2 separate regions of the Homo sapiens genome follow, and region 2 is linked to region 1. Evidence: chromatin loops called from intact Hi-C (ENCODE). Cell type or tissue: chondrocyte. All regions are shown on one strand. Links, peaks and the distances in the headings refer to the core of each region. The heading gives the core; the rest is flanking DNA. Region 1 has its middle 37 kb from the start of ARHGEF10L. Region 2 overlaps ARHGEF10L (Rho guanine nucleotide exchange factor 10 like).

What was found. A loop is a pair of places that touch in the nucleus more often than their neighbours do. Peaks named below come from ENCODE experiments on the same cell type or tissue, not always from the same donor. Only the 100,000 strongest peaks of a DNase experiment are listed, where the experiment ranks them.
Region 2: a loop joins it to region 1, with 6 times the contacts of the local background. A loop is called at or near these places in 5 of 110 quality-filtered maps.

What each region holds. Positions count from the first base shown.
Region 1 is chr1:17,494,403-17,510,580 of GRCh38, reverse strand. No RefSeq gene overlaps it. Among named protein-coding and RNA genes, the nearest start is that of ARHGEF10L, 37 kb to the left of the region's middle. RefSeq lists a silencer at 16,009-16,151. In chondrocyte, for the core only: a CTCF peak has its summit at 8,092 (motif pointing left); a DNase peak (open chromatin) is centred at 8,057.
Region 2 is chr1:17,686,618-17,702,795 of GRCh38, reverse strand. ARHGEF10L (Rho guanine nucleotide exchange factor 10 like) reads right to left here. Exons shown (of 29, transcript NM_018125.4): 27 at 15,049-15,223; 28 at 7,516-7,638; 29 at 4,927-5,948. The coding sequence ends at 5,416. Among named protein-coding and RNA genes, the nearest start is that of LINC02810, 23 kb to the left of the region's middle. RefSeq lists enhancers at 1,419-2,018, 12,425-13,157, 15,684-16,178. In chondrocyte, for the core only: CTCF peaks have their summits at 5,947 and 6,151; a DNase peak (open chromatin) is centred at 5,797.

The DNA.
Region 1 (16,178 bases), core at 3,888-11,887:
CCCAGGAGCTGGAGGATGCAGTGAACCGAGATCGTGCCACTGCATTCCAGCCTGGGCAACAGAGCAAGACTATGTCTCAAAAAAAAAAAAAAAGAATTTGACAGCTGGCATTTTCTGGGTACCTGCTCCATCCCCACCACTGAGCCACCTTACCTGGTTCCGCCAAGATTCACCCCACCTATTTGTAATAGGTTTATTATTATCCCCATTTTTTAGAGGTGGGGTCTCACTGTGTTGCCCAGGCTGGTCTCAAAATCCTGGGCTCAAGTGATTCTCCTGCCTCTGCCTTCCAAAGAGCTAGGATTACTGGTGTGAACCACCGTGCCTGGCCATTATCCCCATTTTGTAGATGAGAACATTGAGATTCAAAGAGATTTAAGCGTCTTGTCCAATCATCACAAAGAGAGAAAGAGGCAGAGTTGGGATGTGGAGCTTCTTCTTCCTTCTTCTTCTAATTTGGGCCCAGTTTGGGCAAATGTCAGCCCATCAGCGGCTGTCCCAAGTTGGAGTCCTGAGAGCAGCATCCAGGCAGCCGCATTCCTCAGTGTCAGGGGCTGATGCCACCGCAATGTGGAGATATCCCTCCAGTTGCCTTGGCCAGGGAAGGAGGATCCCTATGGGGCCCCTCCTACTGCAAGAGATGGGCAGAGTATAGGGCCCAGCCCAGGGAAACCAAGGCAGGCAGTCAGGTGCATGGCACAGGTAGGGCAAGGTAGGCCATGGAGGGCCCTTTCTCCTCCTCGTTGGTAGGCAAAGCCCACACAGGCCAGGCCAGCACTGGCAGTTGGAGGTGACAGAGCCTTAGTCTTACCACATCGTACAACTCGAGAGGTGCCTTCACAGCCTGGGGACGGTGCCCCCAGAGTCATGCAGTGCTCCGCCCTGACATCAGGCACCTGGACTGCACCAAAGGCAAGGCTGCCCCGAGTCCTGGGAAACGTAAAGGCTGATTCACTGAAAATCGGTCCCTTCCAGAGGCCCCACAAGCCTCAGGAGAGGCCTCACTTTCCCCTCTCCCCTGCCCCTCTGAAGCCAGTGAGTTCCCAGGCTTTCAACACTGAATGCAGCAGCTTCCTCAAAGACTTCCTGTTTGTAAGTCATTAGGCCTCAGGATCACCGGTGAAATCAGGGAGGAAGGAACTTTTTAAAGTTAAGTGATTTCTGGCAGGGCACAGTGGCTCACACCTGTAATCCTAGCACTTTGGGAGACCGAGGCAGACGGATCATCTGAGGTCAGGAGTTCGAGACCAGCCTGGCCAACATGCCGAAACTCTGTCTCTACTAAAAATACAAAAATTAGCTGGGCATGGTGGCAGGCACTTGTAATCCCACCTACTGAGGAGGCTGAGGCAGGAGAATTGCTTGAACCTGAGAGGCGGAGGTTGCAGTGAGCTGAGATTGTGCCACTGCACTCCAGCCTGGGTGACAGAGCAAGACTCTGTCTCAAAAAATAATAATAATGATGAAAATAAATTAAGTGATCTGTATTGCCAATAAAGCTCCTCAGTGGGGCCCCTGATGAGACCCCACCCCCACTTTCCAGACAAGTGTCAGCCAGCCAAGGACAACTGTGGAAGTCATTGCTCATTGGGGCTGGCACCTTCCATGACTGGGGGGAGGAGGGCATGGAGAGGTAGGGGGAGGAAGGGATGGGAGAGGAGAAGGATGGGGTGCGAGCCGGGGTGGATGGGCAGCCATGGGGCTTGGTGCTGGGAGGCAAAGGGGCAGGAAAGAGGGCAGGACAGGGCTGGGCACAGTGGCTCACACCTGTAATCCTAGCACTTTTGGAGGCTGAGGCAGGCAGATCACTTGAGTTCAGGAGTTCAAGACCAGCCTGGCCAACATGGTGAAACCCCATCTCTACTAAAAATACAAAAACTAGCCAGGCATGGTGGTGCACACCTGTGCTCTCAGCTACTCAGGAGGCTGAGACAGGAGAATTGTTTGAACCCAGGAGGTGGAGGTTGCAGTGAGCCGAGATCACACCACTGCACTCCAGCCTGGGTGAGAGAGCAAGACTCCATCTCAAAAAAAACAGAGGTCAGGACAGGTGCTCAGGGGCCCATGTTAGGATGAGCTGAACATGGAACTCACGTGGAGCAGAGCAGGGAGGAGCAGCAAGTCAGCTAGAAAGCCTGTGCGGCCTCAACCTCTGCATCCCAAAATAGGTGGGAAAGGGTCACCGTGAACAAAGGCCACGAGGAGCAGAGGATGGAGTGTTTGGTGCCCAGTAGCTGCCTGTGCCTAGAAGGGGCTGCTGCTGTTGTCCCTGTGGCATGTCACCAGTCACATTCCTTTTTCCCAGAGAGCAGTGTCTCCTGTGCGCCAGGCCCCGACGCCCACCTGCAGCCCAGCATGGCCTCCCACAGCACATCAGGAGGCCCAGGGCAGAGGCCCTGAGATCAGTCCATTCTGTACAGATGGAAGCATCTCCAGAGACCTGTCTCCCCTTGCCTATGTAACCACCGGAGGCTGCTCCTGGAACTGCACCCAGGAGCTGTGATGGACAAGGCAACCATCCACGGCTCTCTCCCCAACCTCCCAGCAGATCCATGAGGACCAGTGGCTCATAAACTTACTTCCCTGGGTTCAGGGGGCACCCGCAGCAAAGCAGGAAGGCAAGAAGCTGTCATTAACCACCTACCAAGTGCCAGGTGCTTTCATAAGCCTTTCTACCTCCCAACAAGCTCCTGAGGTGGGTGCCATTGGCACACCCATGTTCCAGATGAGGATGCCGAGGCCCACAGTGGGACAGTGCCTTGCCAGAGTCAAAAAGACATGATCTGGCCGGGCACAGTGGCTCACACCTGTAATCCCAGCCCTTTAGGAGGCCGAGGCAAGAGGATCACTTGAGGTCAGGAGTTCCAGACTAGCCTGGCCAACATGGTGAAACCCTGTCTCTACTAAAAATTAAAAAATTAGCCTGGCGTGGTGGTGTATGCCTGTAGTCCCAGCTAATCGGGAGATTGAGAGAAGATGGCTTCAGCCCAGAAGTTGCAGGTGGTAGTGACTACAGGCGCCCACCACCACACCTGGCTAATTTTTGTATTTTTAGTACAGACAGGGTTTCACCATGCTGGCCAGGCTGGTCTCAAACTCCTGACCTCAAGTGATCCGCTGCCTTGGCCTCCCAAAGTTCTGGGATTACAGGTGTGAGCCATGGCACCCAGCCAGGACACTGGATTTGAACCAGTTGACCAGTCTGTGACCTTGAACATGTCCCAGAGCCTCGGATACCATGTTTGTAGAGTTGGAGTCATAATAACTGCTTGAGTGTGTGTGTGTGTGCATGTGGTGGAAGGTGCCTAGGGGAGATCAGATGAGTTCAAGAGCTCAAGAATGTAAGAACCCTTTATAGCTTAAGGTTAGAGGTGAAGACGTGGGGTGAGGCTGCCTGAGTTCCAATTCTGGTTCCTTACCAGCTGTAGGACCTTGGACAGGACATGTACCTCTCTGTGCATGTGTTCCCACTTGTATAACATGGGGATAATAACAGAGGGTTTGGGGAGCTTTCAATAAGAAAACATATGTATACATATGTAACTAACCTGTACATTGTGCACATGTACCCTAAAACTTAAAGTATAATAATAATTAAAAAAAAGTGGAAAAAAATAAATAAATAAAAAATAAAGTTAAATTGTTATCAATTTAAAAAAAAAAAAAAAAAAGAAAATGCTCACAAAGCCCTTGGCATAGTGTGGGTAGACGGTGCCGGTGCAGTCAACACAGACTATTGTTATGAACGGCTGTGTGAGGTGAGGAGCCACCGTCAGTCTGATGGGGCTAAGGAGGCCCTGTGCCTCTTGGCTACCTCAGCCTACACTGGAATTCCTCAAAGGAATTTATAGCACAAAACTGGAAGGATCGGGGGAGTGAAGGCGCAAAACCAGACAGTTCTTGGCTGATTTCTTTTCTTTTCAGAGATGGCAGTCTCACTATTTTGCCCAAGCTGGTCTTGAACCCCTGGCCTCAGGGAATTCTCCCACCTCAGCCTCCCAAAGTGCTGGGATTACAGGCATGAGCCACTGTACTTGACCTATTCTTTGCTGATTCCTGATCATAACTGACAGGAGTCCAGATGGACCAGTTCAGTCGATGGACAGCCTGGTCTGGCTCCTTGCCTAATCTCTGGGACACCTTGGTCAGCCTTTGGGGAGCATTAAAAAGGGGTCACAGCCGGGCGCAGTGGCTCACACCTATAATCCCAGCACTTTGGGAGGCCGAGGCAGGCAGATCACCTGAGGTCAGGAGTTCGAGACCAGCCTGACCAACATGGAGAAACCCTGTCCCTACTAAAAATACAAAATTAGCCAAGCATGGTGGCGCATGCCTGTAATCCCAGCTACTCGGGAGGCTTAGGCAGGATAATCGCTTGAACCCAGGAGGCGGAAGGTGTGGTTAAGACGAGATCGGGCCATTGCACTCCAGTCTGGGCAACAAGAGCAAAACTCCGTCTCAAAAAAAAATAGAGTCCTGGATCCAAATCCTGGCTCTGCCACAAACCTGGCAATGCCAGGCAGGTCCCTTACACTCTCTGAGCCTCATCCTGCTTTAAAAGGGGGATAATAAGATTGATCTAACAGGGTTCTTGTAAGGATTCAATGACACAGATAAAAGGCCTGTCCCTGTGCTGGCATACAGTAGGTACTCAATACGTGGAGCCGCTATTATGCTATTGTGATTTCTATTACCATTGCTTCCAGCTGGGCGCAGTGGCTCATGCCTGAAATCCCAGCACTTTAGGAGGCCGAGGTGGGTGTATTGCTTGAGCTCAGGAGTTCGAGATCACCCTGGGCAACATGGTGAAACCCATCTCTACCAAAAATACAAAAATTAGCTGGGCATGGTAGAGGGCACCTGTAATCCCAGCTACCCGGGAAGCTGAGGCAGGAGAATTACTGGAACCTGGGAGGCGGAGGCTTCAGTGAGCCAAGATCACACCACTGCACTCCAGGCTGGGTGACAAAGTGAGACCCTGTCTCAAAAAGACAAAACAAAACAATATTGCTTCTTTTTATTTTCACTTTACTACTCTCCCAACTTGAGGACTCAAGCAGAAAGCAATACCTAACACTCATTCACTGCTCATATGAAGTTGTAAATGTTGTTCACCAAATACTTCCAGCTGTCCCCTTCTAGAAAGAAGGATGGGCCCTTTGGGTGGGTGGGGCCGATGAGTCCTGAACTCCCTCCTGAGCTTCTCTTTTCTCTCTGGGGCAGTGGCCAGAAAAGTGCTGAGATGAAGAACGTCACCAGCCCTGGACTCTACGTGACCATAATGCTCACAGCTCCTGGTCCACCTACTGCAGACATGTAACAAGGGCAAGAAATAGACGCTTGCTGTTTTGTTGTTGTTGTTGCTTGAGATGGAGTCTCACTCTGTTGCCCAGGCTGGAATGCAATGGCACGATCTCGGCTCACTGCAACCTCTGCTCCTGGATTCAAGCAATTCTCCTGACTCAGCCTCCCGAGTAGCTGGAACTACAGGCGCCCGCCACCATGCCTGGCTAATTTTTTTGTGCATGTGTGTATTTTTAGTAGAGTCGGGGTTTCACCGTGTTAGCAAGGATGGTCTTGATCTCCTGACCTTATGATCTGCCCACCTCGGCCTCTCAAAGTGCTGAGATTACAGGCATGAGCCACCCCGCCCAGACTTTTTTTTTTTTTTTTTGAAACGGAGTCTTGCTCTGTCGCCCAGGCTGGAGTGCAGTGGCACGATCTCGGCTCACTGCAACCTCCGCCTCCTGGGTTCAAGCGATTCTCCTGCCTCAGCCTCCCTAGTAACTGAGATTGCAGGCGCGTGCCACCATGCCCAGATAATTTTTGTATTTTTATTTTTTTCCAAGACGGAGTCTTGCTCTGTCACCCAGGCTTGAGTGCAGTGGCCTGATCTCGGCTCACTGCAACCTCTGTCTCCTGGGTTCAAGCAATTCTCCTGCCTCAGCCGCCCGAGTAGCTGGGATTACAGGTGCCTGCCAACATACCTGGCTAATTTTTGTATTTTTAGTAGAGACGGAGTTTAACCCATGTTGGCCAGGCTGGTCTCAAACTGCTGACCTCGTGATCTGCCCACCTCTGCCTCCCAAAGTGCTGGGATTATAGGCGTGAGCCACTGTGCCCAGCTAATTTTTGTATTTTTATTAGAGATGGAGTTTTACCATATTGGCCAGGCTAGTCTCGAACTCCTGACCTCGTGATTTGCCCGCCTCCGCCTCCCAAAGTTCTGGGATTACAGGTGTGAGCCACCGGACCTGGCCGACCTTTGCTGTTTAAAGTCACTAATATTTGGGATTGCTAATTTTTTTTTTTTTTTTTTGAGATGGAGTCTTGCTCTGTCACACAGGCTGGAGTGTAGTGGCATGATCTTGGCTCACTGAAGCCCCCGCCTCCCGAGTTCCAGCGATTCTCCTGCCTCAGCTCCCCAGGTAGCTGGGACTACAGGCGAGCACCACTACTCGCGGCTAATTTTTGTATTTTTAGTACAGACAGGGTTTCACCATGTTGGCCAGGCTGGTCTCAAACTCCTGATCTCAGGTGATCCACCTGCCTCAGCCTCCCAAAGTGCTGGGATTACAGGCATGAGCCACTGGGCGCAGCCTAGGGTTGCTAATTATGGCAGCACCACCAGGCCCGTTCCAGCTGATATTCTCCATGTCAGACACTGTGAGAAGAATCTTATGAACATTTAATTTATTCCTCATATTGCTTCTCTGGGACAGAGACTACTATCATATAGCGTTACCTGTTTCACAGATAAAGAAATTGAGGCGGCCGGGCGCGGTGGCTCACGCCTGTAATCCCAGCACTTTGGGAGGCCGAGGCGGGTGGATCACGAGGTCAGGAGATCGAGACCATCCTGACTAACACAGTGAAACCCCGTCTCTACTAAAAATGCAAAAAAATTAGCCAGGCGTGGTGGCAGGCGCCTGTAGTCCCAGCTACTAGGGAGGCTGAGGCAGGAGAATGGCATGAACCTGGGAGTCAGAGCTTGCAGTGAGCGGAGATCATGCCACTGCACTCCAGCCTGGGCAACAAAGCAAGACTCCATCTCAAAAAAAAAAAAAAAAAGAAAAGAAATTGAGGCTCACAGAGTATGCAAATGGACCATGACCATTTCACTATAATTGGCCATATCAGTTAATTGTTGCTGCATAATAAACTAATCTAAATGGAATGACTTATAAAATGATAAGCCTCTATTACAGTTCAGGATCTGCAGGTTCGCCGTGTGGTTTTGCTGGCCAGGGTTGAGCTAGGTTGAACTCAACTGGACTTGGCTTTCTCAGGAGTCTGCTGTCAGCTGGCAGGCCTGATGGGGACAGGCTGGTCTAGGATGGCCTTGCTTGGGACACTCTCCTCCTCATGGTCTCTCATCCCCCTGCACTCTAACCCAGGCTCATATCACACCAAGGTCCGAGAGAGAGAATGTGGAAGTGGGCAAGACCTCTTGAGGGCCTGGCTTGGAAGCCACAAGTCCTCACTTCCATCACTTCGTATTGGTCCAAAAGAAGTGGAAAAATATGCCTCAACAATGGGAGAAATGAAGCATGGTGGCTATTTTTGACACGCACACAGTGGTTGGCTCAGGACTGGAACACAGACCCGTCACTTCACTATTATGTCATCCTGACCCTACTTCCAGCTCAAATTGCCAACAGGCACCTTGTTGAGGATGGAACTTGCACTTCTTCCCTTTCCAGCTCAGGCCCATAAACATTCTTCTGAGGATGAGTTACCCCACGGAGAGCTTCAGAGGCACAACTTTTTTACTTATTTATACCTATTTGCCTGGCCACCCATGCATTTATGAGATTCCTATTGCAGGAATTAAATTCACAGCACAGGCAGCTGGGGCACAGGCAAGACATCACAGAAAGGAAAGCAAGTACGAGGAGGCCTTGGATCACATGGCTTGGCAGGGGCCCAGTCCCCAAGGGCCCAGTCATGAGTATCATGGATCATTCCCATTTATAATGCTGTCCTCACGAAACCATCTCCGCAGAAATCGGTCGAAGAAGGCAGCAGCTGCAGCCCCAAGGACTGGGAAACCACAGAGGGTTCTTCGATGCGCATGGCGCCCCCTGGCGTCGTGCACTGAGCAGCACCTCCAGGACTGCGGGGACTGTATGAAGGGCATGATCCTGTGCCCCTTACCCCGCCCCATAGGCAGCCTCTGGGCTTGCAGGTGTGGACCTTGAACCAGTCACTCAGTGTTCTGGAGCCTCAGTTTTCTTGTCCACTAATCAGGATTATGATGCTACCTCTCATCCTGGCTCCGAGGAATCAATGAAATAAAAGGTTAGAGCCTGGTGGTGGCCACAGAGCATCTTTTCCTCCATCCAGAGGTCAGTAGCTCCACCTCCCCAATCAGAAACAGAAACATAGCCAGGTGCGGTGGCTCACGCCTGTAATCCCAGCACTTTGGGAGGCTGAGGCAGGAGGATCACAAGGTCAGGAGTTCGAGACCAGCCTGACCAACATGGTGAAACCCTGTCTCTACTAAAAATACAAAAATTAGCCAGGCATGGTGGTGGGAGCCTGTAATCCCAGCTACTTGAGAGGCTGAGGCAGGAGAATCGCTTGAACCCAGGAGGTGGAGGTTACAGTGAGCCGAGATCGTGCCACTGCACTCCAGCCTGGGCAACAGAGCAAGACTGTGTCTCCAAAAAAAAAAAAAAAAAGAGGAAGAAAGAAACAGAAATATGAATGCCAACCAATGTGGAACTCAGGGTCAACCCTCACCATTAGTCTCAGGGTGCTCACCTGGACAATATACTCTTGTATTGCTCAAGTAAAAATCACATAGAAACCCTGCAGGAGATAAAAGATTTCTTTGTTTTGTGTGTGTGTGTGTGTGTTGTGTGTGTGTGTGTGTGTGTGTGTTTGAGACAAAGTCCCTTTGTCACCCAGGCTACCCAGGCTGGAGTGCAGTGGCGTGATCTCAGCTCACTGCAACCTCCACCTCTCAGGTTCAAGCAATTCTCCTGCCTCAGCCTCGATCCACCTGCCTCGGCCTCCCAAAGTGCTAGGATTACAGGCATGAGCCACTGAGCCCAGCTGAGAAGATTTCTTTTCCTCACCCATCACTAGGTTCTTGGCTGAGCCACCTGTAACAAAAAACAAATTAAGAGAAAAGCATAGTGATGTGTTTAATATAAGTCCTACATGCCACGGGAGGCTTCAAAAATGAAAACCAAAAGAAACAGGGAAACTTCCCAGCTAGAGCAATCAGGCAAGAGAAAGAAAGAAAGAGCATCCAAATTGGAAAAGAAGAAGTCTAGCTCTGTTTGCCGATGATATAATCACCCACCTACAAAACCCTAAAGACTCCTCCAAAAGACTTCTAGATTTGTAAACTAATTCAGTAAAGTCTCAGGTTACAAAATAAATGTACACAAATCAATAGCACTGCTATACACCAACAACGACCAAGCTGAGAATCAACTCAAGAATTCTATCCCTTCTACAATAGCTGTAAAAACAAAGTAAAATACCTAACAAAATATTCTTTTTTTTTTTTTTAATAAAGATAGGGGTCTCACTATGTTGACCAGGCTGGTCTCGAACTCCTGGCCTCGAGTGATCCTCCCATCTCACCTCCGAAAGTGCTGGGATTACAGGCATGAGACACCATGCCTGGCCTCTTAGGATTATTCTTAACCAAGCATGTGAAAACTCTTTCTGGCTGGGCATGGTGGCTCACACCTGTAATTCCAGCACTTTGGGAGGCCAAGGCAAGTGGATCACTTGAGGTCAGGAGTTCAAGACCAGCCTGGCCAACATGGCGAGACTCTGTCTCTACTAAAAAAATTGAAAAATTAGCCAGGCGTGGTGGCACACGTCTGTAGTCCCAGCTACTCGGGAGGCTGAGGCACAAGAATCGTTTGAACCCAAGAGGTGGAGGTTGCAGTGAGCCGAGATTGTGCCACCACTGCCCTACAGCCTGGGTAACACAGCAAGACTCTGTCTCAAAAAAAAAAAAAAAAAAAGAAAGAAAGATCTAAGGAGATCTACAGAACACTGCTGAAATAAGTCATAGATGACACAAGCAAATGAAAATACATCCCATGCTCATGGATTAGAAGAATCAATATCATGTAAATGACCATACTTCCCAAAGTCATCCACCGATTCAATGCAATTCCTATCAAAATACCAACATCATTTTTCACACAATTAGAAAAAACAAGGGGCTGGGCATGGTGGCTCACGCCTGTAATGCCAGGACTTCGGGTGGCCGAGTTGGGTGGATCACGAGGTCAAGAGGTCAAGACCATCCTGGCCAACATGGTGAAACCCCGTCTCTACTAAAAATACAAAAAATTAGCCGGGCGTGGTGGCAGGCACCTGTAGTCCCAGCTACTCGGGAGGCTGAGGCAGGAGAATGGTGTGAACCCAGAAGGCGGAGCTTGCAGTGAGGGGTGATCACGCCACTGCACTCCAGCCTGGGTGACAGAGCGAGACTCCATCTCAAAAAAAAAACAAAAAACAAAAATTAACTGGGCATAGTGGCTCGTGCCTGTAGTCCCAGCTACTCAGGAGGCTGAGGCAGAAGAATCACTTGAACCCAGGAGGCGGAGGTTGAAGTGAGCTGAGATCACACCACTGCACTCCAGCCTGGCAACAGAGCAAGACTCCATCTCAAAAAAAAAAAAAAAAAAAAAAAAAATCCTAAAATTCATATTGAACCAAAAAAGACCCCAAATAGCCAAAGTAATCCTAAGCAAAAAGAACAAATCTGGAGGCATCACATTACCTGACTTTGAATTATACAAGGCTATAGTTATCAAAACATCATGATACTGGTATAAAAGCAGACACATAGGCCAACAGAACACAACAGAGAACCCAGAAATAAAGCCAAATACTTAAAACCAACTGATCTTCAACAAAGTATACAAAAACATAAATTGGGGAAAGGACACCCTATTTAATAAACGGTGCTAGGAAAACTGGCCACATGTAGAAGAATGAAACTGGGCCAGGTACAGTGGCTCACACCTGTAATCCTAGCACTTTGGGAGGCCGAAGTGGGTGGACCACCTGAGGTCAGGAGTTCGAAATTAGCCTGGCCAACATGGTGAAACCTCATCTCTACTAAAAATACAAAAATTAGACGGGCATGGTGGCAGGCGCTGTAATCCCAGCTACTGGGGAGGCTGAGGCAGGAGAATTGCTTGAATCCAGGAGGTGGAGGTTGCAGTGAGCCGAGATTGCACCACTGCACTCCAGCCTGGGTGACAAAGCGAGACGTCGTCTCAAAAAAAAAACAAAAAAAAGAAGAATGCAACTGGATTCCTATCTATCTCTCACCTCATACAAAAATCAACTCGAGATGGTCAAAGACTTAAATCTAAGGCCTGAAACAACAACAATTCTAGAAGACAACATTGGAAAAACTCTTCTGGGCATTGGCTTAGGCAAACAATTTATGACTAAGAACCCAAAAGCAAATACAACAAAAACAAAGATAAAAATGGGACCTAATTAAACTAAAAAGCTTCTGTACAGTGAAAGAAATAATCATCAAACAGACAACCCACAGAATGGCAGAAAATATTTACAAACTATGCACCCGACAAAGGACTAATATCCAGAATCTATAAGGAACTCAAACAAGTCAGCAAGAAAAAAACAAATAATCTCATCAAAAAGTGGGCAAAGGACATGAATAGATATTCCTCAAAAGAAAATATACAAACGGCCAACAAACAAATGAAAAAATGCTCAACATCACTAATCATCAGGGAAATGCAAATTAAAACCACAGTGAGATACTACCTCACCCCTGCAAGAATGGCCATTATTAAAAAGTCAAAAAACAATAGATATTGGCATGGATGTGGTAAAAAGGGAACACTTATACACTGCTGGTGAGAATGTAGATTCTCACCAACAGTGTATAATCTGTTGTACAGATTATACAGATTCCACAGAATGTACAACCTCTGTGGAAAAGAGTATGGAGCTTTCTTAAAGAACTAAATGCTGGGTCTGTCCTGCAGACCCTGGCTGATGGATGAAATGAGTACTCAGACACAGGTATGCAGTGTAAGAGCAACTAGGTGGCTGCCTGGCTCTCGTGGCCAGAGAGCAGTCCCAAGAAGCTGGAGCCGCTTGCTTTTATTCAGTGCAGGCACAATGCCAAAAACCTGGAGCCAACACAACCTGTAAGTAATTAACATTAATTGTTCCCCTTTCAGCAATCTCACACGTGTGTGAGGATGATCAAAGGTCAGTTGCTGGTCAACATAAGTAAACAAGCCTGTTTCAGATAAATTCCTCTACACTCCCTTCTACCTACTCCTTGCCCTCTGCCTGAGGGTTATAGAACAGTTGCCTTCAGCTATTCTCCCCCGGGGCTCTGCAGAACCTTCCGACCTTTCAGAAGATTTGCGTCCTTTCCCGGTAGTTTTTCCCACCTCTCTGACCGATCCCCCACAACTAAAAGTAGATCTACCATTCAATCCAGCAATCCCACTACTGGGTATCTATCCAGAGGGAAAGTAGTCATTAGGCTGGGTGCTGTGGCTCACACCTGTAATCCCAGCATTTTGGGAGGCCAAGGCAGGCATGCGGATCACCTAAGGTCAGGAGTTCAAGACCAGCCTGGCCAACGTGGTGAAACCCTGTCTCTACTACAAATACAAAAAAGCCTGTAATCCCAGTTACTCAGGAGGTTGAGACAGGAGAATTGCTTGACCCCAGGCGGCAGAAGTTGCAGTGAGCCAAGATTGTGCCACTTCACTCTACACGGAGCAAGACTCTTATCTCAAAAAAAAAAAAGATACCTATATGCATATATTTATTACAGCACACTTCACAATTGCAAAGATATGGAACCAACTTCAGTGCCCATTGACCAATAGGTGGATAAAGAAAATGTGGTACGTATACACCATGGAACATTACTTGGGCATAAAAAAGAATGAAACAATGTCTTTTGTAGCAACTTGGATGGAGCTGGAGGCCATTATTTGAAGGTCATTATTCTAAGCAAAGTAACTCAGGAATGGAAAACCAAATACTGTATGTCCTCACTTATAAGTGGGAGGTAAGCTATGGGTATGCAAAGGCATATAGAGTGGTATAATGGACTTTGGAGACTCAGAAGAGGGAGGATGGGAGGGGATAAAAAAAGAGGGTCTCATTGTACATACTGGGTACAATGTACATTACTTGGGTGACAGGTGCGCTAGAATCTCAGACTTCATCACTGTACAATTCATCCATGTCACCAAAACACACTCGTACCCCAAAAGCTATCAAGAAAAGATTTTTAAAAAGAAGAAACACGGCTGGGTGCGGCAGCTCACACCTGTAACCCTAACACTTCAGGAGGCCGAGGCAGATGGATTGCCTGAGCTCAGGAGTTCAAGACCAGCCTGGGCAACATGGTGAAACCCTGTCTCTACTAAAATACAAAAAATTAGCCCGGCATGGTGGCATGCAGCTGTAGTACCAGCTACTCGGGAGACTGAGGCAGGAGAATTGCTTGAACCCAGGAGGCAGAAATTGCAGTGAGCCAAGATAGCGCCACTGCACTTCAGCCTGGGCAACAGAGCAACACTCCATTTCAAAAAAAAAAGAAAAGAAACAGGTAGCCAGGCACGGTGGCTCACAACTGTAAACCCAGCACTTTGGGAGCCCGAGGTGGGTGAATTGCTTGAGCCCAGGAGTTCAAGACCTATCTGGGCAACATGGCAAAACCCTGTCTCTACTAAAATATAAAAAATTAGGCAGGTGTGGCAGCACGCACTTGTAGTCCCAGCAACTCCCGAGGCTGAGACATGAGAATTGCTTGAACCCAGGAGGTGGAGGTGGCAGTGAGCCGAGATTGTGCCACTGCACTCCAGCCTGGGTGATAGAGTGAGGCATGGTCTCCAGAAGAAAAAAAAAAAAGAAGAAGAAGAAGAAACAGGTAAATTTGTGTGCTTTTCTGCTTTGGTTTGATGAAGAGTAGGCAGTTGTGAAGAAGTATAATTGGAGAACAAAAGAGTCTGATCTAATGATAATAGATAGGGGGCGGTGAGGGGTGGCAGGACGGTGGAAATGGGACTTAGCAAGGCCTGATTGTTCAGATTCTTCTTGGCATCTCTGTGTCTTTGGCTCCTTTCCTTTGGGAATAGAGAGGGCACCTCCCCAGTGAAAGCTTTATGGTCTGATCAGGGAAGAAGGGAGAGGCAAAGGTGAGAGACTGCCCATCTGCTTCTGCTGTTTTCTCCAATGTTAAGATGCCATGGGCCGGGTGCGGTGGCTCACGCCTGTAATCCCAGCACTTTGGGAGGCCGAGGCAGGCGGATTACCTGAGGTCAGGATTTCAAGACCAGCCTGACCAACATGGAGAAATCCCATCTCTACTCAAAATACAAAAATTAGCTGGGCGTGGTGGCGCATGCCTATAATCCCAGCTACTCAGGAGGCTGAGGCTGGAGAATCGATTGAACCTGGTAGGCGGAGGTTGCGGTGAGCCGAGATCGTACCATTGCACTCCAGCCTAGGCAACAAGAGTGAAACTCTGTCTCAAAAAAAAAAAAAAAAAAGACTGAGTGGGCACAGTGGCTCACGCCTGTAATCTCAATGCTTTAGGAGGCTGAGGGAGGAGGATGGCTTGAGTTCAGGAGTCCGAGACCAGTCTGGGCAACATGGCAAGACCCTGTCTCTACAAAAAAATTTAAAAATCAGGCCAGGCACAGTGGCTCACACCTGTAATCCCAGCACTTTGGGAGGCTGAGGCAGGCGGATCACCTGAGGTCAGGAGTTTGAAACAGCCTGGCCAACATGGCGAAACCCTGTCTCTACTAAAAATACAAAAATTAGCCAGGCGTAGTGGCAGGCGCCCGTAACCCAGCTACTCGGGAGGCTGAGGCAGGAGAATTGCTTGAAACTGGGAGGCAGAGGTTGCAGTGAGCCAAGATTGCGCCACTGTACTCTCCATCCCAGGCAACAGCGTGAGACTCCATCTAAAAAAAAAAAAAAAAAAGGGTGGGCGTGGTGGCTCATGCCTGTAACCCCAGCACTTTGGGAGGCCGAGGCGAGCGGATCACCTGAGGAGTTCGAGACTAGCCTGGTCCAACATGGTGAAACCCTGTCTCTACTAAAAATACAAAAATTAGCTGGGCGTGGTGGTGGGCACCTGTAATCCTAAGTACTCGGGAGGCTGAAGCAGGAGAATCGCTTGAACCCAGGAGCTGGAGGTTGCAGTGAGCCGAGATCTTGCCACTGCACTCCAGCCTGGGTGACAGAGCGAGACTCCATCTCAGATAAAAAAAAAAAAAAAAAAAAGTCCAGGCACGGTGGCTCACGCCTGTAATCCCAGCACTTTGGGAGGCTGAGGCAGGCAGACCATGAGGTCAGGAGTTCGAAACCAGCTTGACCAACATGGAGACACCCCATCTCTACTAAAAATACAAAAATTAGTAGGGCATGGTGGCAGGCGCCTGTAATCCCAGCTACTTGGGAGGCTGAGGCAAGAGAATTGCTTGAACCCAGGAGGCAGAGGTTGCAATGAGCCAAGATCGTGCCACTGCACTCCAGCCTGGGCAACAGAGCAAGACTCTGTTTAAAAAAAAAAAAAAAAAGGTGTCACAGCCTCTACCCTGGAGTCATCATGGGTGCAACATGGCAGGTGAAAGTTGGAGCTGGGACATTCTCTCATCAACCAGCAATGATAATAAAGGGAAATAATAACACAGCCCTGGCCATGTGCCTGACGCTCTGCTTCATATTTTATAGAATAACTCATTTAATTGTCCCAACAGCCCTATGAGGTGGTTACAATTATCCCCATTTTGCAGGCGAGGAAACTGAGGCACAGAGAGGCAAAATCACTAGTCCATGGTTACCCAGCTAGCAAGCGGTGCCTCTAAGCTCAGCACTGCACTGATGATTTTATTAGCTCACAAACTCCCCAAGGTAATACAGCCAGTTTATAGATGAGAAAATCAAGGGTCAGATGGGAAAGTCACAGACTCCAAGATCACACAGGTAGCAGTGTCTGCACCCAAGGCCTGAGCACTTTGTTCTCAGAGAACAAAGGAGGTCTCCCCTCTGTCCGGAAGCCTCCTGAGGACAAGGAGGTTGGCTGTGGCCCCACTGGAGGCTGGACCCACCTGGGCAGAATCGTGGTGCGGAGGCGCCCTCTGCTGGCAGCAGGGAAAAGACCAGCAAAAGGA
Region 2 (16,178 bases), core at 2,822-10,821, 190 kb before region 1:
TCTGGGGTACACAGGTCTGTGAGTGTCCTGGGGGTGGAGGCTGGTGGGGGTGTGGAAAGGTTAAGGGGGACTGAGATAGGGTTGGGGGGTACAGAAGGTGAGGTGCCCAAGACCAGAGACAGGCAGCACTGATGATGCCAGCCTGACACCAAGGATGCCAGCCTGACCACCATGGCAGGGGACCTAAGGGCATGGAGACCAAAAGAAGCCAGAATAGAGAGTAGGGACATCTCCAATGCCTCTGCCACTGTGCAGACACCTGCACCCTAGTTATTACCACTGCATCCTATTAGTGTCCCCCGGGTTCATATGCCAGGCGGGGGACAGAAGGGAAGGAAAGGGAAGGAGATAGGCCTAAAAGACTGTCAGTTCACCCCAAATAGACTGTGTTAGCCCCAAGAAGCAGCTTAAGCTCCAGAAATGACTATGTCACCTTTAATGAAGAATTAGAGGCCAGGCACAGTGGCTCATACCTGTAATCCCAGCACTTTGAGAGGCTGAGGTGGGTGGATCACCTGAGGTCAGGAGTTCAAGACCAGCCTGGCCAACATGGAAAAACCCTGTCTCTACTAAAAACACAAAAATTAGCCGGGTGTGGTGGCCAGCACCTGTAACCCCAGCTACTTGGGAGGCTGAGGTAGGAGAATTGCTTGAACTCGGGAGGAGGTTGCAGTGAGCGAAGATGGCGCCACTGCACTCCAGCCTGGGCGAGAGTGAGACTCCGTCTCAAAAAAAAAAAAGAATTAGAGTTTTCTGCTATGGGGTGTCCAAACTACAGTAAGGTCAGTCATCGGAACAAAGTGAGAGGGCCATTTCTGTGCCCCCCACCACAGGCAGTCAGGCTCCAAGGAAGGGGACTGCTCAGATGCTGGATGAGGACAGCCTCTGCTTCCCTCCCACCTTTGGAGTCCATGTCTCGGGGCCAGAAGTGCCCAGAGAACAACCCCCACCTCCATCTGAGGGATGGGGATGTCAGGCCTTGACCTCCCCAGGCCTGAGCACAGAGACAGGAACAGAGGCCTTTGGCAGTAACCCAGCATGGCAGGCTGGGCTCCCCACGGGGTGGGGTTGGGGCAACCTGTCACCAGCCGGAGATTCTCAATCAGCCGCTGCTCAGGATTCCTGCTGGGAGACCGGCCTGGCTCACAGCTGCCTCCTGATAACTGGGCTTGTCTGCAGCCTCGGCCTGCTCACCAGGGGTAGAGAAAGTGATTCTCCCCCTTGGGCAAGGGCAAGGGGATGAAGGCCCATGAACTGATAAACTCTGGGCCCTCTGAGCTGTGGCTTGCATGGCTGGGGCATCTGTCACGGCCCCTCCTTCCCTCCACCGAATCACTGGGGCCTGAGAACCACCCAGGACCCCGCTGCTCACATGCTCCTCTCCCAGACCCTCCCTCCGCATCCTCAGGCTTCCCCGCCACCACTTCTGCCCACATACCTCTCGTAAGGGCACAGAAGGCCTCCGTGTGGCTAAATCCAAGGTAGGCCTCAGGCTCCTCCTTAACCTCAGCAGCATTCAGCACAGATCACCCCCTCCCCTTCCAACCCTCACCCTGCCCTTCCGGTCTTCCACCTTCATCCGGGCATCTCAGCCTCCCCCGTGCTTCCTGATCAGCTCCTGGACCTCCCGACACTGGCCTTCCCTGGACTCTGTCCTCACACCTCCTCCGTCTACTCTGCTCCCTTGGAGGCTGCATCCAGGCTCAGGCACCCCTGGCATGGACCTCTCTGCTGACTCCAAATTCACACAGTCAACTGTCCTCCCTACGTCTCTGCTCGGATGCTCAAAAGCAACTTAAATGTAGCCGATCCAAACCCCATTCCCGCTCTTCCTGTGGAAAAGCTGCCCCTCACAGCCACCCTGCCAGGGAAGCTGGCAGCTCTGACCTTCCAGTCGCCAGGCCAGACCTCAGAGGCATGCTTGACTCCTCTCTTTCCTTCCCAGCCCATCTATCTGCAAACCCAGTGGGCTCTGGGACATCAGAATCCACCCGGAAGCTGACCGCTCTCTATTGCTGCCCCCCACCTTGCAAACCTGGCTGACTGCAACAGCTCTCAACAAGGGGACTCCTGGCTCCCACACTGCTGTCCCCCTCTCCATGGATTATTCTTAATTTAGCAGCCAAACGTGATTGTTTGAAAACATCAGACAGACAGTGTCATTCTTCTGCTCGAAACCCTCCAGTGATTTCCCACTGCCCACTGCCTCCCCTCCCCCGCCCGCACCTGCTCCAGCCACACTCCTGCCCCCACACTTTGCTCCTGCACTTGCCCTCAGCCCGAAATGTTCTACCACCCGATGTCTGCTCCACCTTCAGGTCTTAGCTCGGACGTCATCTCCTCAGTGAGGCCTCTTGACCACCCTCTTTGACATCATGAGCCCCCTCCCCAGCCCTTCCCATCCCCCTTCTCCAGAGCACAAATATCATCTGACATATTTTTCTCCCGGTCTGTTCCCTCCTGACCCTGCCAGTAGAATGGACAACGAGGTGTGCCTGGGATTTGTCTTTTTCACTACGCCCTACCCAGTGTCTACTTGAAAACGGGTCCAGGCACGTAATCGGCGTTCAATGAATACTGAATGAATGATGGTCCGTTCCCATGGCAGGGTCTCCCTGAGACACAGATTAAGGCACTTGCCTGTTAAGGCAACTCTGCTCTGTTTGTCTCCAGAGTTTTGCTCTGGGGGGCAAGTAGTCTGGTAGTTAAGAGCCGTCTTGGTGGCAGACAGACCACAGTCCCGGGCCTGACTTTTAGGCTCTGAGGCTTCCTAGGCAGGTTGCTTAGATCCCTGAGCCTCAGACCCCTCACCTACAAAACGAGGCAAACAAAAGCAGCCTCAGAGAGCAGTTGTACCGACGAAAGGAGCTCAGGCACCCGGAGCGCTCTGGGTATTATTACTCTTATCAATATCTAAGGCCAGGCCTCCACTCACATGTGATGCACGTCCTCAGTGGGTCTCAGGAGCCATTCGCGGCGCCCCCGACCCTCCCTCGCTCTGTTGTCGGAGGCATGGGAGATGAGCTGGTGACTGATGTGATAATTTCACTGAAGTAGCAAAGTCAGTCGTTTTCTCCGTGACGTGATTTAACGGGCTCCATTCGATCTCCCAGGTCCCTTTTAGCTGAGCGATCTGTAGGTCTAGGATCTAACAGGCCCACGGAGATCCCAGATGCCAGCTCCAGCACCAGAGGAGACTCCTCAGTAAGAACCACTGGCCTCAAATCGTTTGGAGCGAGGATATAAGGAACCATCACCAAAAATGCCACCGGAGGGCTGTTCCAGATGCTTTCTGTGGTTCTGGTACCTTGAACTCTGTGACACATCATCCCCTCTGTTCTAGAGATATGGAAATGGAGGGACGTGCTGGGAGCCACGGAGGGACGTGCTGGGAGCCACACAGACGCGTTTTGGTGGTGCTGGACTTGATCACAGGCCTGCCAGACCCTAGAGTCCAGGCTTACTCCTTGTCCCAGGCAGCCTCGACTCACTGGTCTCTGTCTCAGGAAGTCTTGGTTGACATTTGATTGATGAGATAAACACACCCCCTGGGAGTCCCATCCAGAGAGAGTATTTATTCAATAACCCACTTGTGCAATAAAAATGGAACTAGCGTACTTTATTCTCTTCCAAGAGAGGTGGACAGGGCAGTGATGGTTCTTTTGATACAAAATGGGATCCTGAGGCCCAAAGGAGGTGGACATGTCTGAGCCGTAGTCAGTGTAGGAGCCAGACCTTCAGGTGTACTGGTTCCTCTGGACCAGCTTCCTTTCTCCCCTTCCTGGGGACCCACACTGGCTACCTCCCTCTGGGAATAGCCAACCTCTGTCCACCCTCCACCTGAGCACGGGCTGCTCCTCTATCCCCCTTCCTCCTCCGCAGCACCCTCGATCTCCCCAAGCCTTCGCTCGCTGGTGTTTATGCTTGCCTTCCCCGCTACAACATGCACTTCCTGTGGGCATGGACGGCTGCAGTCTTGTCCACATAGCCCAGTGCCCAGCAAATAGCAGGAACTCAAGGGGTTTGCAAAACGAATGAATGAATGACTTCTCTAGTGGGCGAGAACCTATCATGAGGTTAGAACCCGGCTGGAATGTCCACTCCTTGGTGGCTTTTCCACTGGGTTCCCAGAACTTCAGTGGAAAGATCTCAATGCAAGTACCGGTGGGTGGTGGGTAGACAGATGACAGAGAGGTAGAGGGTGGAGAGATGGAGGAAACACTTCCCTTTTGGGTGGCGGCTTTTGGTTTTGATTTTCTTTCCTGCAAGCAGCTCTAGAAATCTGAGGACGAACTGCGACAGAAGAGAGGAGCCAGGGCCAGAGGCAGCCCCACCCGCCCATCCCACCTGCAGCCTGGGCTCTGCTCCTGCAGCTGATGGACCTCACCTGAAGCCCACCCTGTCCTCCCTCTGACCCCAAGTCCTGGGACATGGCTGCCAGCCTGCAGAGAAGCCCCTCATCTTCCCCTCGCTTCTGGCTTGCACTGTTAGACACCAAGGCCTTCTGCCCCCATGCTACTCCAGACCTGGGGTGAACCAGTCTTTTTTCCAAAACATATTCACAAAAGAAGCTCCCAGAGCCCCTTCTGGAGCAGAAGTGAGCTTTCTTCTATAGCAGAAATGGTCATATCTGTGCCGTCTCATCCTTCACCACTCACCACTCAAGCCACATCTGAAATGTGGCTACGGTGACTGAGAGATTGAATGTTTGATTTTTCATTAATTTGAAAATTAATTAGCCACCTGTGGCTAATGGTGACCAGATTGGACTGTGAAGTTCTAGAGCTGATTCCCGTAGCAGCTCCACCCTCCCACCAAGCCTAAGAGTGGCTCCTGGGTCCCGAATAAACCCTCTCTACCAATAGCTGCTCTCTCTATCTCTTTCCCATCATGCTTTAAAAAACCACAACAAAACCTCAATCCAAGTCCAGATGTAACTCTTGTCTTTTATTCCAGCATCTCCCAGAGCTCCAATATGTACAGACTTTATTTATACACATATAATATACACCATATATACTTATTTATAGATATTCACACACCAGCCCACACACTCGCACACACTCACACGCACACACCCTTCCAGGAGGGGCGTGTGGCTGCCTTGGAGTCCCGCTAGGGCCCAAACAAGTGATACTGGGCTTGCCAGGCAGTTGTGAGGTTTTGTGTTTTTTGCTTTTAAAAAGAAGGCCATTTCCTCCAGATGTGTCCTCCCTCTCCCCAAGCCCTAAAACTCCTCCCCAAAACACTCTGAAAAAAATTTTTTTAAAACAAGAGGTTTTCCTTTGCTCTGCCCAAGTAGTTTCTGGAGAGTCCAGGCCCATCCACAAGTCCCGTGCAGGTCCTAGAGCACGAGAGCCGGGCGTGGCCTTGGTCAGGCCTGCAGCTGTGCCCTCTGAGGGGAGAGGGGAGGCGCTATAGCATCAAGGGCACCTGCCAGATGAGGAGGGTGCTGTCCGTCTCCCCACACGGGGCCTGCCTCCCACTGCTGCCCAGAGCGCTGCCAAAGTTGCGGTAGCCCTGCCCGCCGGAGATGATGGCCACAGAGCAAATCTCCTTGCGGTGGGCGTCGCGGGCGCAGGGCCGGCTGCGCACCCAGATGTCGGGGTCGTCGGCCATCTCGTAAATGGAGCCGTCCTCCTCGCTGTGCTCCAAAGCTGCGCCATCAGCAGGCGCCGGCTCCCGCATGGAGAGCAGCGGGCCCGGGAGGTGTGCGGTGGAGCGCAGGCGGTACTGCAAGAGGATGCCCTTCTTGCGGGTCAGCTCTCGGCCCACGTGGCTATCGGGCATGGGCTCGTGTGCCTGCCCGTCTGGCTTGTCCTCCTCAGCCCGGGGCCCCTCAGCCTCCTCCTGGTCACTCCGCAGGATGTCAGGGGCCAGGATGCTGGTAGCCACAGCCAGGAAGGCCACAGGCCCACAGTGCCCGTTGAGTGAGACCATGCCTTTCCCTGCAGAAAATGGGGCGAGAGAGAAAGGGGCCCAAAGGCCCAGCGCATTAAGGGAAGCACCTGAGTCTCTCTCCTGGAGAACATTCTGGGTGGGTATTTGGGGGGGTCACTTCTGTCTATGTTGGCACCTCCCCCGAAGGCCACAGGCTCTGGCTATCCCGTGCTCCTGCACAACTTCCTCAGGGGAGTGGAACAGAAACCACCTTATACACCACACGGGGGAGCCTCAGTGTGAAATTCCAAGAATTTCCTGAGCCTTTGCCAAGCAGCTCCTCTGCCTAGAAATCCTTTCCTGTCTACTTGATTCTGCAACTCTTTCAGCAAGGCCCAGCTCACACTCCTCACTGTGAATCCCTCCTGAATTCATGCATGGGGAGCTGCTCGCCCCAGTCTCTGTGTCCCCAGCCCCCGGAGCACCCTCATCCCAGCACCTGTCACCCGAGCTATGATGACCCCCAGGAGACCATCAGCTTGTTGAGAGCAGGGTCTCTGCCCGATTTCATCCCTGCATCCCAGGATTCTACCTGGAAATAGACCCTCCACAAATGCCCCCTGGATGGACAAAATGCCCTATTTGATGAAACCTTGAAAATAGAAAATCTCAGAATTTAGAAGCAACTTTTTTTTTTTTTTTTGAGATGGTGTCTCACTCTGTCCCCCAGGCTGGAGTGCAATGGCGCAATCTCGGCTCACTGCAACCTCCACCTCCCGGGTTCAAGAAATTCTCTTGCCTCAGCTTCCCAAGTAACTGGGATTACAGGCGCACACCGCCATGCCCAGCTAATTTTTTATTTTTATTTTTTTTTATTTTTTAGTAGAGATGGGGTTTCACTGTGTTGCCCAGGCTGGTCTCAAACTCCTGAGCTCAGGCAATCCACCCACCTCGGCCTCCCAAAGTGCTAGGATTACAGGTGTGAGCCACCGCGCCCAGCCAAAGCAATTCTTCTTTATCAGAAGGACTTGAGGTCTGCGCAGGGAGCCAGCCCACCCCCAGGGCTTCCTATTGGCCCTGCTCCCTTGCTGGAAAAGACCACAGTCATCATTCTCAGGGTGGTGGAGGGGGACCCGGAGCTCCAGGCATCCAAGTGTGGGGGTCTTCTCTGATCCTGCCCTTGTTGTCCTGGGCCCAGTAGTGCAGATCAGAGCAGACCTTCCTCTGATCTATGTGAACACATTCATTTGCACATGGACCCCACGAGCAGGCCGGGCCTGGCCCCAGAAGCACTCAGTTATTTCTTTCTCTGGAGCCTGGACATCTTGAAACTGCTATGGGAAGCAGCAGAAAGGGCCAGTGGAGCCCCTGCCATTAGGCAGGTGTCTCAGCCAGGCCCCAAGCCACTCTTGTGTCCATCTGCCAGATTAGGAAACTGACACTCAGAAAGGTGGGAGACTGGGGCCAGGACGATTCAGTTCTACTGGCCACCATGCCACCTGAGATGAGAGGAAGCTGGAGACTGGAACCCCATCCCTATACCAATGAGGGCATAATACACCCTCCCCGCCAAGCCCCACTGGCCACCTGCAGCTGACCCCCTGGTCCTGCCAACACCAGCTCCCAAAGCCTCACCTGTGATCTTGGGGATGCCTTCCAGCCGAGGCACGGGCAGCAGGACGATGACACCCTGGTCAGTGCCCACCCAGAGCAGACCCTGGCAGATCAGGAGGCTGGTGACACACAAGTGCTTCTGGCCTGCAGAAAGAGAGGGCGGCTGAGCAGTGCCCTCCTGGGGAGACAGCATGGGCTCTGGGTACCACCACGAGATGAGGGCCTGGCACAGCGGGCTCCTCCCCTGAAACCAGCAAGAAGTTGGGCGGTGGGGTGGGGAAGAGCTGGGGCTTTGGAGGCTGACCTGCCTGGGGTCTGGCCACGAGGTCCTGCAGCTGAGCACTCCCCTAACCAGCCTCAGTTTCCGCCTGTGTAAAGTGGGGCTGCCATACGGATGCATTGGGGGAACACCACAGGCACAGCGCCTGGTCTGTGTGCGCTCTCAATACACGGCGGCCAGGTCATCCGGCACAAAGGGTTGTCCAAGGGCAATCCATGCAGGGATCCAGCCAGCCAGCTACGAGCAAAACCAGGGAAGACTGGGGAGGTGCAAGCTTCTCATCGGTGTTGGTGCAGATGGAAGGCATAAGTAGGGCCGGGTGGGGCTCGAGAGGCATCGAGGTGGCTCTGCTGCAGCCCCTCAGGGCCTGCCCGTGTGGGTGCTTCTTCAGATGAGGTCACAGCACACCCTGCAGGCCCTGGGCCCAAGAGTGAAGCACAAAACTCGCTGGTGGGAAGCAGCATGTTTCTGATGCCAGTCCAGATTCATTCTTTTTAGCTCTCCCCTCAGCTCTGTCTCTTCATTTTAGCAAGAATAGCAATGTCAGAGAGGGCGTGGGGGCAGGCCCCTGCTCCTAACAGAGAGGATGCCAGGTGTGGGCTGCCCAGCACGGTGGCTGAGAACAGGGCTCCAGAGCCAGGTGCGGGATTCACACCTTGGCTCTGCCACTCTCCAGCTACATGACCTGGGGCCCATCCTAAACTCCTCTGGGCCATGGTGTCCTCACTTGTAAAAGGGGCCAAGGATAATACAGTCACATGTCACATAATGACCTTTCAGTCAACAACAGACCATGTATACAATGGCAGTCCTATAGGACCGTATTTTTACTGTCCCTTTTTGATGTTTGGAACACAGATACTCTCCATTGGGTTAAATGAATGAACGTAAAACAACCCCGTGCCTGCACATGGCAAAATGGGCGCTACCTGCTGTCATCGCTGCTGCTGCACTGTTGCCAACAATTCTAGCAATGGGAATGGGCACAAGGGAGAGGCTGGGAGTGCAGGGGGCAGGAGGCTTTCTGAGGGGGCTGAGAGGCGTGGGGTACAGGCTGCCGGCTCAGGGACAGACCCTCCACCATGTCACACACAGGGTGGACGGCGCTGCCACACTTCCTTAGGCTTCACTGGGCAGCTGCCTTTCTAAAGGGCTGTCTCCTTCTTGCCCTGATCCTGCTGCCCTCTGGGAGAGGCTTAGGCTGCATTCCAGAAGGTTTCCACTTTCTGCTGCTTCTGGTCCATGGATCACATTTGAAAAAACACAGCTTTGGAGTTTCCAAAGCACTCGTATACCTGCTCTCATCTGACACAAGGCTTGCAACAGCCAAGACGTATGCAAGACACAAATGCCGGCCCCATTTTCCAGGCACGGATGTTAAGGCTCAAAGAGGTCCCCCACCTGGTGAGTGCAGGGTGGGGTGGAGTTGAGGTCTGCTGCTCACCACTGCCCAGTGCTTCCATCACCTCTCCCTCCTTGGGCATGACACTTCAACTCCATACATGTGGGTGTATGTGCTTCCTCTGCAGTGCAGGCACAGAGAGAAATGGTGTGGCTCTCTCACCCCAAAAGGCAGGTTACCGACTCGGGGTACACCCAGCATTGCCTAACACAGTGTGCCATCCCATCACCAATCCATTTACCTCCCAGATGCCTACTGCATGGCAGACCCCACACTAGGTGCTGGGGGCACAGCTGGGACCATGTACATAGAGTCCTGTCTTAAGGAGCAGACACTCTAGAACTTTCTTTGATGATGGACATGTTCCCTACCGTGCTGTCCAATTTGACAGCCATCAGCCACATGTGGCTTCCGAGCACTGGAAATATAGCTAGTGGCACTGAGGGACTGAATGTGTTATTTTCTTTCATTGTAATAATGGCTACTGTATTAGACACAGAGGTGTAGAGAGGAGATACAGGAAACAAAAACAGAAACAAGGGATGTAAACACCAGGCAGAGGATTGAAACAGGGCGACAGGGCAGAGCCAGTGGAGGATTCCCGGGTCTTCAGGCCTCCCTCTACTTCCTGGAAGGATAGGGAGGCAGGCGTGAGGCTGCTGGGTGACAAGGCGGAGGTGGCCACACCAAGACCTGAGCCAAGGCCCAGGAGACAGGGCATGCAAAGGCCCTGTGACAGGAATGAGCTCATCCAGTCCGCCGAGCAGAGTGAAGCCAGTGCACCTGGGGCACAGAAGGCAGACTCCAGATGGTCAGAAGAGGGGATGGGTCAGGGCCAGGACTGGGGCTCATAATTCTGGCTGCAGTGAAAAGCTACCGGAAGGCCTAGGCAGGGGAGTAGCGTGACGTGATTTGAGTGGAACGTTCTAGCTACAGTTGTGGAGGGTGGGAGTGGGAGGAGCAAGGAGCCCAGCAGGGGCTCCCGCAGCTGCCCAGGTGGGAAGGGCGGCGGCAGTGAGGTGAGGAGAGCCCAACCTGTTTTAGACCTGTTTGGAGCAGAGCGACAGAGCTGCTGGGAGAGGGGAGCAGAGGTGGAGCAGAGGAAGGAACCCAGGATAGCACTGAGGCTCCTCTGCCTGGAGCAGCTGGGTGCATAGCAGTGCCATGGCCTGGGATGGCAAAGGAGCCGGTTTGGGGGTTGAAGCCCAGAGCTCCTGGTTGGATGTGTGGTCTGAGACACAAATTAGACACACCCGAATGGAGCTATCAAGCAGGCGGTGGGATTCGAGTCTGGCAACATGATGCAAACTCAAAAAATCACATTCATAGCGTCCCTGCAATGTGGAAATGCAAACTAGGCTGAAAAAAAAAGCCCACTAGTGACTTACAGCCTTGGCCAACAGGGGCTATTTCACAAACAGTACCTGGGTGTCTGTGGAGCTGGGACTATTTCCCACACCTAAATCCATTCCAAAAGTGAAGGCTCAGAACTATGATGGCAGCCTCCGGTCCAGGGTCAGGCCCCCAGCCCTCCTGGAGTTGGCCAACATGGGAGGCTCAGGCCATGAGCCCCTTTCAACAGCTGACTTCTCTTCTTAGCCCTGGTCAAGGTCTGTGATGACCTTATTTTGCTATTTGTTTACTTATGACAAGCTTTGTGAGGGCAGTGACTTATCTGTGTGCTCATGGTTAACTCCCCAACTCCTGGCCAAGTACCTTGGCTCATGGTAGACTCTCAAGAAGTATCTGTGAGTGAATGAGTAAATGGATGGATGGATGGACAGATGGATGGATGAAGGAAAGGAGAAAACTTGGACAAATCATTTCTCTCATCCATCAATGAGTACTACAAACCTGCCTTGCTCAATTTTATAATTATTAGAAATATTAAATATATACACACATATATATATACATATAATATATATACACAATTGAGCACAGCTCTTAGCCCATAGTATACAATCAATAAATAGAGGCTATTAGGATAATGTTTATGATTATTAAAAGGATCTGGACGCTAATGTCTTAAGATCAGCTCCATCAGAGCCATAAACCCACAAGAACAATTAAGCCAAGAGAGGGGACAGTGGTGAATTTTTCATTCCACAAGCCTCATCGCCTCCCTCTCCAAGACCCCCAGGGCATGGAGACCGGCAGGAGACCATTTCCTGCTGCCCCTGCATCCTCCCAGCCCCCACTGGACGGCAAAACCGACAAATGGGAGGAAGGCAAGCAAGAAACCGAAAGAGATGCCGGAATTGAGAAATGGCTTCATCTGCAGACCTCATTCTGGGGCCTTCCCCCTCCCCCTCCACCTCAAGGAAAAGAGCAAGACACTTCACAAACAGTCCGAAAGAAAAAAAAAATTCTAATGGTGAATAAATATTTTATCACAGAGACTTAATGCGGCAGTGTTCAACTCACCCAAGCCATCTATCTGGAGATATACAACTTTAAAAAGCTCAGGCTCTTGGAGAACATTTTATTAATGACCTGTCTGGTTAAAAGGAGGAGGGAGTTTAGGTTAAAAAATGCATTAATACCAGTCGAGTATGCGAGTGGAAGAAAGGGGTCAGGGGAAGGAAGTGCAATAAATTGTTAACACACACTAAAAAAATCCACACTTAGTGTAGGAACAAATTTATTACTAATTATGCAATTATTTCATTTGCTGGTGTGGGGGAAGAAAAAAATACTTAAAAGCCTTTTAAAAATATCTCTAATAAAGAACTTAAGAATCCTGCTGTGTTGCGCTTCTGCAAAGGCACAACGTGGGGTGGATCTGCAGCTGCCCCCCACGCTCTGGTCCCCAGCATGGTGGCTGGGGCTGGCTCTGGCTCAGCTTGGAGCTCAGGGAGCCACTCTCAGATATGAGGGGTCAGGAGGAACTGGTCTGGCAGGGCCCCAGGCTCCACTGGGTTACTGATTGGGAAAGTTCAGGCCTGAGGGAAGAGGGAACCTTCGGGAAACCCCACACTCTGGAACCTCGGCCTACATCCAGCCTTCTCCAGGGTTCAGCCTCAGGGAGGTCTGCCAAAAGAGCGGTCACCTCTGTCTGCACTGATGCAGCTGATGCGACAGGAATGGCACACTGACCTGGAGGGTCTTAGGAGGGGCAAGGAGCCCTCGCAGGAGATGCAGGGCGGGTATGCCGTAAAGACGATGACGGCAAAATGTCACCATCATGGACCGCTGCTGGCTTGAGACGGGGACTGTGGGCACTGTCCTCACACTGTCTCACACAACACCTACACCTGCCCTGCGGGGTAGGGACCGAGGATGGGAAGCTGGTGCTCTGAGTGCTCCCAGTCAGAGCTGGAAGACAGGGGAGGGATTCCAGGAGGAATTCTGGCTCCAGGCTCTGGTGTACCCCACCCAGCATGGCCAAGCTGACTCAAATCTCAGCCCTTTGTTATATGAATGGGGAAACTGAGGCCCAGGACAGGGACACAACCGCCCAAGGCTACACAGTAAGTGTGAGGAAGCTCTAACGAGAGTCCGTGGGGCTGCTCCTGGCTCTGTCCATATCAGCACTGCGATAGCAGACCAGTCATTTCACCTCCTGAGCCCCAGTTTACCTGGCCCTCAAATCATCATCATAACAACGAATGCCCTTCCTTCCTTAAAGGGTAACTGCAAAGAGTAAGTAAGACAACGGGCGTGAAGGTGCATGTGAAACACAGTAAAGTCAGGGTTGTACAGGCAGGAGTGGCTGTTCTAACTACAGCCAGGTCTGTCCACACATCCTGCCTCCCACCACTTGATCAGCTTGACTCTCTCTCACTCTCCTCTGCGCAGACAAGACGAGATTCCAAAGATTTTTAAAAGCCCATGAGATTATCCATTTCTTCATTGTTCCACTAACTTGAAATAATTTAGCTATCAGAGGAAATGTGGAGATAGTTTTGTGATACAGAGACATTTTTATCGTAGTTAAAATGGATTGAACCTGTATAATGGCTAAATACTATGAAACAAGAAAGGGAGGAAGGAGGGAGGGAGGAAGGAGGGAGGGAGGGAAGAAGAGAGGGAGGGAGGGAAGGAGGGAGGGAGGGAAGAAGAGAGGGAGGGAAGGAGGGAGGGAGGGAAGAAGAGAGGGAGGGAGGGAGGCAGGGAGGGAGAGAGGGAGGTAGGGGAAGGAGGCAGGGAGGGAGGGAGAGAGGGGGAAGGAGGCAACCCAAACACAGGTCCCATCAAGCCTCTCACACACCCCAGGAGAACGTGAGTGAAGGGTTCAGTCTCATCGGGCACCTGCCACCCTGCCGGCCCAGGACAGCCACCTTCCCAGCCCACCAGCATTTATCCTCATAACAGTCCCTGAGCTGGGACCTACATCCCATCTTACAGAGGGATGAGGGGCTCCGGGAGATTAAGGGACTTGTCTGATACTGTGTGTTGGCCAAGCCAGGCCTCAAGCCAACTCTCTTTCTCCATTACATACAGTAGGATGCTGGACTGAGTCCGGCCTGATGTGACTGTGGTCCTGCCTCTGGTCTACTGCATGACCACGAGCAAGACGCCCGGCCTGCTGAACCAATCTCAGTGTCTGCATCTGTAATGTGGGGATAATCCCCAGCTCGCAGGGTTAGGGTGAAATGAGATCCTGCACATAAGCACTTGGGGCCTCATCACCTCAGGCCCGGGCAGGGTGGCAGTTATTACACCATTGTGACTGCCGTGGACTGTGTTGTTAGTAACCACCATCCCCGTGTGATCAGTTCAGACTCAAGGACCATCGTGACTGGCTAGAGGGAAGCAGAAACCAGGGTGATTTCCAGGGCCTCGGGAGGGAGTTAGGGACCGGGCCCCTGGGGTAGGCAGAGGTCCCTAAGGCTCCTGCAGTGCTGGCTAACATGCCTGCCCTCAGTATGGCCCCAGAAGACAGGATGCTCAACCCTGCTGGGCATATGGCCACTCCCAGCCTCTGCCATGGCCCATCTGCCAGGTCCTGTGACAATCAGCTCCAGGCCCCCACCTGCCACACGGGCTGTGTTTCCCTGGCCCGAGGGCCCTTTGGCTCTCCCAGCTGCTGAACCCAGCCCTGCCTGGGGCACTGGGACAAGACAGAGCCACTGCACCCTCCCACACTGGCCGCAGGTCAGTCTCTCTGGGGGAAGCTGGGCCAAGGAGGGAAGCAAGGTTAGCTGATGCCTGCTGGCCCCGTGGTCTGCTCTGAAGCCAGCTGGGGTGAGGATGGGCATGGTGCCTGCATCTTGAGCAGCAGATGGCAACGAAAGGCTGAGAGCCAATTCCATGGAGGCCTTGGGGGGCATTTGGTGAGCTCCAGCCTTAATCCTTCGCCGCCATTCCCCTCCACCACCAATCCTGTCCACTTCATCTACACACAGCTACGCAGGAGGGGCCCCAGCCACAGCAGATGCCATCCAAACCCACAGACTAGAAGGCCCAAGAGGGGAATTTGCCTTTCTCAGAAAAAACTCCAAGGACAGAGACCACCCGTTGGCTTTCTCACTTTCCCATCACCTCATCCTGCAGGGCATTTGAGGCAGAATTGGGTGTTTGGTCAACCTGGGCAGTGGGGCAGAATGAAAGGCCTGGGTTCCTGCCCAGCTTGGCCTTTCCTTAGCAGCTGCCTGACTTTGGAGGGTCCAGTGGGCTGGGGGCCATTTCCTGAGCGCCCCAGGCTGCTGTGATGCGGTGGCTGGGCACAGTGACAGGCAGGGGCTTTGAGATGACAGTCCTAGGTGTGAATCCCAACCCCACCACTTCCTGGGGAGTGCCCCAAATTAAAGCCCCAGTTTTCAGGGCTGATGAGGGAAAATGGGATGGGCTGCCCAGGTCACACCACTACCTGGCCGTGGAAGGTGCTCTGTGACTGTCCGCTCCCCCGTGCCCGAGGCAGCCTCACCTGGCAGGAGGAAGGTGGTCCTGGTGGCGATGTTGATCTCTTGCAGATGCTCCAGGGTCTCAGTGTGGAAGAGGCGGATGGAGGTGCCGGAGGAGAAGGCCATCCAGACGCCGCTGCCCGCCTTCACCATGTGTGTCACGCTCACTGCCTCGTCCTGGTGCGCCTCGAAGCTTTGCTGTGGCACAAAGGGAGGAGTGTCGATACTGGCTGGGCCTGCCAGCTGAGCCTCCCTACAAGCCCCCACCCCTGGGCCAGCCATTCTCACATTCTTCAAAAGCTCAAGCTACTCAGGGAACATTAGAAGCCCAGCTATGAGGTTGGCCAAAGTTTAACAACTGGAATCTTAGAAGCCCAGCTGTGCTGTGTTGGCCAAAGTTTAACAACTGGCAGGGAATCCTGGTTTGCAGCGTTTGCCAATTTCCATGGTGTAAACATTCTAACGTGGCCAGTTGCAAACTACCAGCATGATATCACCGAGTGAGGAGCAGGAAAGACATGCACACGCTCACTCACGAGCAGACAGGACCAGGCATGGTCCCAGTGGCCCCTCAGAGCTTTACCTTACGGAAGGGAAAGATGGAGCCGAAAATCATGAAAGAAGTTGTGGTTTATGTAAATGATTTAAAGTGACAAAGGCAACCGAGAGAATGACCGGGGAAGGAACGGGGGTAATATGGGCCAAATCCTCATCATTCACAGCAAGGAGACAACAGGTGATGTCCCAAAATTGATACATCAAGAAGCAGCAGAGTGAACAAGTTTGGGTCCTGAGGAAAGTGCCAGGTGGATTAAAAAAAGAACAGGTGAAAAGCATTCTCTTCCAAAAAGCAGGACTGAGATGTGGAGTGTGGACGAGCCTTTCAGGATAAACCACTCCATGCTTTTTTTTTTTTTCTTGCAAGTATATGTACCATTTTGATCTTAAAACAAATAAAAACTTTTTTAAAAAAGAAGATACAAATGATCAAGCTTCCCATCCACTGCAGGAGAAAGTCCAAGTTCCTTAGCTCAGCATTCGGGGCCCCAGTGCTGCCCCCACTCCTGCCCTTCCTTGTGGGCTCCCTACGTTTCAGGCCAGCCAATGCTCAAGATGTACCACACAGCCGCACCCCTGCCCTGGCCATGACTTG